Linked DNA regions of Homo sapiens: region 2 is linked to region 1. Evidence: chromatin contacts called from ENCODE Hi-C data. All regions are on one chromosome and are shown on one strand. Each heading gives the region's core, a stretch centred on a gene start or an enhancer-like site at or near the end of the contact. The rest is flanking DNA. Distances are from core to core; before and after follow the strand shown. Region 1 overlaps RGS9 (regulator of G protein signaling 9). Region 2 overlaps PITPNC1 (phosphatidylinositol transfer protein cytoplasmic 1).

Region 1 (3,265 bases), core at 468-2,967:
GATAGATAGATAGATAGATAGATAGATAGATTTAAAAAAATTAAGGGGGTGCAGCTGTCTAAGGAGTCTTGGATTTAAGATTGCGATCATGTGAAGTAAATAGCCGTCCAGCCAGGTACGACCTCATCAAGTAGAGGTAGAATTGCTTACAATTTGCAAGGCTCAGTGCAAAATAAAAATGCAGTTCACTGTTCAGAAAAAAAGTGTAAGGAATTCTGAGATGGTAACAGAACATTAAATCAAACAAGGGTCCTTCTGAGGGTGGGGTCTTGGGCGGCTGTACAAGCCCCCTGCCCATGAAGCCGGCCCTGGGTGCAGGACGTAGGCCTTGTGGGGTGGAGAGGGGAGCAGCGGTTGGATCAGGGAGGCCCATGAGCTACAGAACTGGAAACACGTAACTGAATCCTGGCTGGGTCACCTTGGGCAAACGGCTATGTCTCTCTATTTTGTTTTCTTCATGTGAAAAAGGAAACTGACATTGTCTCTGTTAATGGACTTCAGGAAATGCAGAAAAACTTCTAAAAGCCACAATAAGGACATTAGAAAACATCAGGCAGGATGTGGAGTGGGCTCTGGCGGCCATCAGCTGAGGTTCAGATCCTGGCTTCACCACTTCTCAGCTGTGTGTCCTTGGGGGAGCCACCCTCTCTCTCGGCCTGCTTTCTCAACCGTGAAACGGAGGTCAACGTGGCCATCTACCTTCTAACGCAGTAGTGAGTCTTAGCTGAGCCGTTACAAAGGGTGGCGCACTCAGGTCCATGCCTGGCACGCAGGGAGCTGTCAGCAAACATCAGCCCCTTCCCTTCCCTCAGCTAGGCATGGTCACACAGAAGCCACAAGAAGAAAGAAGTTTGTCCCCTATTGGCGGGAGCATATGGTGTGTGAGGGCTCCAGGCTGAGCACCTCTGCAGAGCACAGTATTTTATACTGGGAGGCCATATTTCTGCCTTTTACCAAAAGATCTGTATACTCGCCAGTGTAGACTGAGGTTCTGAGCAGCTGCTTATTGGAGTAGGCAGAGAGGTTGAAATTGGCATGTAACCCCTCCTTCCACCTCTAACCAGGGGAGAAGTATGAGAAGGTGAAAAGGCAGAAGAGGAAATTGGCTAGGTACAGCACCCTAACATGGAGTCTGAGGTCTACAAGTCCCATAAATTCTCTCTCATAGCATGACAACATTTAGAATAATACCAGCTGTGTGTGGAGTGTCTCTACGTGTTGATTAGCATTCTAGACACTACACATAAGTGATCCTGCTTAATCCTCTGATGAAGGAACTAGCATGCTTCCCCTGTTAGAGATGAGGAAACTGAGACTGTGGCTCAAGAAAGAGCTTGCCCAAGATCACATGGACCGGAAGTGGCAGAGCTGGGGCTCAGGCCAATGTCAAGGGTCTCTTCAGCACCCGACACTGCCCTCATCCCTAAATGATGGCAGTGATCCTGCCATGAGCGGCCCCTGCCCCCATCACCTCCTGGGGTGCAGGAGTTGGGGGTTCCGTATGCCTCAAGGTATTGGAGCTAAAAGAGGACTCACTTCTAGAGTGTGGTCCCGGCCCCTGGCCAGTCCCTCCCAGCTGCCATTAGCCAGTGGGAGTGGGCCACCCAGGGCCCGAGACACCTGCCAACCTAATGACTTTCCTCCTTATGGTTGACGGTTACTTGCCTCTATTTGGGGAAAACAGATACATCTTCTCAAGAATTTACTCATTCTCGAAATGCAAATCAAAACCACAATGAGATAACATCTCACACTAGTCAGAATGGCTATTATCAAAAAGTCAAAAAATAACAGATGCTGGCAAGGAGAAAAGGGAAGCTTATATGCTTCTGGTGGGAATGAAATTAGTTCAGCCATTGTAGAAAGCAGTGTGGTGATTTCTCAAAGAACTTAAAATAGAATTACCATTGACCCAGCAATCGCATTACTAGGTATATACCCAAAGGGATATAAATCATTCCGTCATAAAGACACATGCATGCCTATGTTCACTGCAGCACTATTCACAATAGCAAAGACATGGGATCAACCTAAATGCCCATCATTGGTAGACTGGATGAAGAAAATGTGGTACATATATACCATGGAATACTATGCAGCCATAAAAAAATGAGATCATGTTCTTTGTAGCAACATGGATGGAGCTAGAGATCATTGTCTTAAGCGAACTAACGCAGGAACAGAAAACCAAATACCACATGGGCTCACTTATAAGTGGGAGCTGAACATTGAGTACACAAGGACACAAAGAAGGGAACAACAGACACCCAGGCCTACTTGAGGGTGGAGGGTGGGAGGAGGGAGAGGATAGAAAAACTACCTATGAGTACTATGCTTATTTCCTGAGTGACAAGATAATCTATATACCAAACTCCGGTGACATGCAGTTTACCTGAAATGTAACCCCTGAACCTAAAATAAAAGTTTAAAAAGAAGGATTGATAGCCAGGCGCAGTGGTTCATGCCTGTAATCCCAGCACTTTGGGAGGCCAAGATGGGCGGATCACCTGAGGTCAGGAGTTCAAGACCAGCCTGGCCAACATGGAGAAACTCCGTCTGTACTAAAAATATGAAAAAATTAGCTGGGCGTGGTGGAACACACCTGTAATCGCGGCTACTCTGGAGGCTGAGGCAAGGAGTTACTTCAACCCGGAAGGCGGAGGTTGCAGTGAGCCGAGATCACGCCACTGCACTCCTGCCTGGGTGACAGAGCAGGACTCCGTCTCAAAAAAAAAGAATAGAAAAGAAAAAAAGAAAGAAGGATCGATTCCTTCTCAAAATGACCTCTCTTCAAACCAGCTCAGGCACCATGAGTTCTCTGAAGTGAGACAAAAATCCAAAGCCTCTGCACTCCCAGGTCTTCATGGAGATGCTTCATGCTCTTGGCAACCCTCTTCTCTCAGGGCAGATTAACCCGGGAACACAGGGGACTCGCAGACAGTGGAAAATGTTGCAGACAGATAAACCACAGCATGCTGGGGCTGCCTGAGGGGAGGGCTGGAAGGGGCTCTGCATGCATGAGAATTGCAGTTCTTTATTCTTCTTAATACTTTATTCCACAGCAGCCAGAGTGCACAGACAGGAGATAGATAGATAGCTGGGAAGAGAGAGAGAGAGAGACAGAGAAGATAACGGTAAACAGCGGAGACACAGCCCGTATCACACCCCACCATGGCAAAGGCACCCTCTGTCGTACACCCAGCCTGCCCACTGGGTTCTGGGCTGAGGGTGTTGCCAGCATCCACATCCGCAGGAAGTGGGCTCT
Region 2 (3,265 bases), core at 483-2,982, 2.5 Mb before region 1:
CCTCAAGGGCCCTGCCCAGCTCCTCTCGGCCCGGCAGCTGGCTGGTGGGGAACGCGTGGGGCTGCAAGTTCTTCTAGCCAGGGTTTTATAAATTCATCCACAATGAGATCTCTGGCTCCGGATGCTACCGATTCTCTCCAGGCTTGGCAGATGGCAAATTGGACCCTTGTAGTTAAAGCCCATCTGTATCGAGGGGGTTGAGCTGGTGCCAGGGCTGTTTCCCTGGGGCCAGATGGACTTCGGCACATCTTTAGAAGGCGTCCACTCTATAGGATCAGCCACACCTGCAGGCCTCATCCATCTCGCACTGGGACAAGGCAGAGCAAAGGGCTTGTTTGAGCAGCCCGTGTAAAACTGCGTCCTCGTTTTGGATAGAATCAGTCTCCCACCTGGAAGGTGCAAGGAGAAGCCCACAGGAGAGCTTGGTCCAGCTGGGGCTGAGCTTGCATCTTGGAGGCAATCTTATTAGCTGACGTTCACTGAGATATGAAGTCTCCATGATTAATTACACTCTCAATTTGAACCACAAAGGGCAATAGCCAACAGGGGCTTGCCCTGTTAATTGAAATGAGAAGTTTTTGATAAATGCTAAATGAAAAAAGGCTAAGCAGGAACTCCAGCCAGGAATTGCTACATTATGTAACTATAACCCTCAGCCCTAAAATAGGGATGGATGAACAACACATATCACATGTCAGATTTTTTTCTCTCCATCCTGGAACTTCTCCTGAAGACTCCAAGGTGTTGCAGATCTCATTCTCATTCCCCTCCAATGAAAGTAAAGTTTAGCCCTGAATTAATGTAGGATTCCTTGAACTTGAATCTTAAGAGGGATACACATAAAACCAAGGAGCTTTCAAAGCAGCTAGTCCCCAAAGACCACTTATTAAGTGACCCTATTCATATGAAATGCCCAGAAAAGGGAAATCTATGGAGACAGAAAGTAGATCAGTGTGGTTGCTGAGGCTTGGGAGATGGGTGAGGGGAGAGGGTAGGGAGATGATAGCTAAAACATATGAGGTTTCTTTGTGGGGTGATGAAAATGTTTTACATTTGATTGTGGTGAGGTAAACATGTGATTATAGTAAAATCCACTGAACTATACATTCAAAATGGCTGAATTGTATGGTATGTGATCTATATCTCAATAAAGCTGTTTTTTTGGGTTTTTTTTTTAGACGGAGTCTCATTCTGTCACCTGGGCTAGAGAGCAATGGTGCAATCTCGGCTCACTGCAACCACCACGTCCCAAGTTCCAGCAATTCTCCTGTCTCAGCCTCCCAAGTAGCTGGGATTACAAGCACGTGCCAGCACACCCGGCTGATTTTTGTATTTTTAGTAGAGATGGGGTTTCGCCATGTTGGCCAGGCTGGTCTCAAGCTCCTGACCTCAGGTGATCCACCCGCCTTGGCCTCCAAAAGTGCTGGGATTACAGTGGTGAGCTATTGTGCCCAGCCAATAAAGCTGTTTTTTAAAAAAGAGACAAAACTAAGGAGCTTTCAGAATGTGCTGGAGAACTGACCTAAAACTTGACTTAAAAGGTCAACTGCTATGCATCAACTTAAAAAAAAACAAACCAAAACCCTAAATGCAAATCATGCCAGAAGCAGTCAATTCTTGCTTTGTTAGCAGTTAATACCTAAAGTGCTATTTTTAAAGCATTTGCTCTTGGCACTAGAATGCACCGCAAACCCTGAGCGGTTTGTGTTTTTTCTCTGCAAAATGACTCTCTTAAAGGAGTTTGACTCATAAGGTGCATCTGATGTGTAGAAAGGCACTGAAAGGCAGCTGTGGCAAGGGGAATGTTTCTGTTTTGTACCCTTCTCAGTTATAGTTCAGTGCCACAAACACTTGAAACTCATTGCTTTAAGAAGAGGGACGAGGCAAATGAGAAATTTGAGCACATCACACAAAACAATGTAATAGTCCATGGTTTTGGCCAGGCGCCGTGGCTCACACCTGTAATCCCAACACTTTGGGAGGCCAAGGAGGGCGGATCTTTTGAGGTCAGGAGTTGGAGATCAGCCTGACCAACATGGTGAAACCCCGTCTCTACTAAAAATCCAAAAAATTTAGCCAGGCATGGTGGCGCATGCCTGTAGTCCCAGCTACTCAGGAGGCTGAGGCAGGAGAATCGCTTAAACCCGAGAGGCAGAGGTTGCAGTGAGCTGAGATCGCACCACTGCACTCCAGCCTGGGAGACAGAGCAAGGTTCCATCTCAAAAAAAAAAAAAAAAAAAAAAAAAGCCTATGGTTTCTAGCCCCCAGGATGCCTTTTAGGAACTGGGGAGAAGATGAAAGCAAATGAGAACTTGCAAGAGAGGTGGCCAGAGGAAAGTCAAGGAAGGAAGCTGGGAAAAATCACCCTAGGAGCTAACGTTTTCAAGTGCTTGCTCCGTACCAGAGTCTGTGTCAGGCACTTCAGATTCGCTTTCTCATTTCATCCTTGTGATGTAATACAAAATAGATTTGGTTTTTGTCACTGCTTCCTAAGACAATGCTCCAAAAACTCCTGGAATTTCCTGAGTGATGGGGGTGACTTTTGGGATGCATAACAAGCTCCTTCAGATCACATACACAGGTGAGGGGCCCTAGATGGCCTCAAGATGGCTCTGGTCACCAGAAACACCAGGTGATTAGGGGGTTAGAACTTTCAGCCCCATCCACTGACCTCTAGGGAGGGAGGGGGTGCTGGGATTGAGCTCCATAAACGCTTAAACACACTGACCTGCTGGGAGGATGGCACACCCAGAGGGGGCACGGAAGCCCCAAGTCCCCACCCCCCAATACCTCACCTGATGCCTCTCTCCCATTTACCTGCTGCTGAGTCATATCCTTGATAATAAACTGGTAAATCTAAGTAAATGTTTTCCTGAGTTCTGTGAGCCTTTCTAGCAAATTATTGAGCCTGAGGAAGGAGTCGTGGAGACCCCAGATTAAAAAAAAAATTTTTTTTAGTAAAAAAAATAGAGATGGAGTCTCACTCTGTTGGCCAGGCTAGTCTCGAACTCCTGGCCTCAAGTGATCCACCTGCCTTGGCCTCCCAAAGTGCTGGGATTGTAGGAATGAGCCACTGTGCCCGGCCTATAGCCTGTCAGTGAGAAGTGGGGCAGCTTTGTGGGACTGGGATCTGATGCTAACTCCAGATAGACAGTGTCTAATTGAATTGAATTGTTGGACACATAGCTGGTGCTGGAGAATTGAACTGGTTGGAGACACAGAAAACACCCCAGAATTCTCATAAGCAAGCTACTAAAAGTAGCCC

What was found. Hi-C counts contacts between places; a loop is a spot of excess contacts on that map. Pooled maps may share reads with other maps.
Region 2: a loop to region 1 is called in a map with no recorded cell type, with 26 times the contacts of the local background. The contact joins two enhancer-like sites. A Hi-C loop is called at or near these places in 3 of 37 single-sample maps with no recorded cell type and 3 of 50 pooled maps.

The regions. Positions count from the first base shown.
Region 1 is chr17:65,179,828-65,183,092 of GRCh38, reverse strand. All of the region lies in intron 9 of RGS9 (regulator of G protein signaling 9), which reads right to left. Among named protein-coding and RNA genes, the nearest start is that of RGS9, 44 kb to the right of the region's middle. RefSeq lists an enhancer at 1,759-1,808. Within about 2 kb of position 1,717, at least 4 of the 41 ENCODE cell types and tissues checked have a DNase peak (open chromatin) inside an H3K27ac peak, as active enhancers do.
Region 2 is chr17:67,649,423-67,652,687 of GRCh38, reverse strand. The region is part of intron 6 of PITPNC1 (phosphatidylinositol transfer protein cytoplasmic 1); the gene reads right to left. Among named protein-coding and RNA genes, the nearest start is that of NOL11, 67 kb to the left of the region's middle. RefSeq lists enhancers at 1,169-1,248, 1,929-2,088. Within about 2 kb of position 1,732, at least 3 of the 41 ENCODE cell types and tissues checked have a DNase peak (open chromatin) inside an H3K27ac peak, as active enhancers do.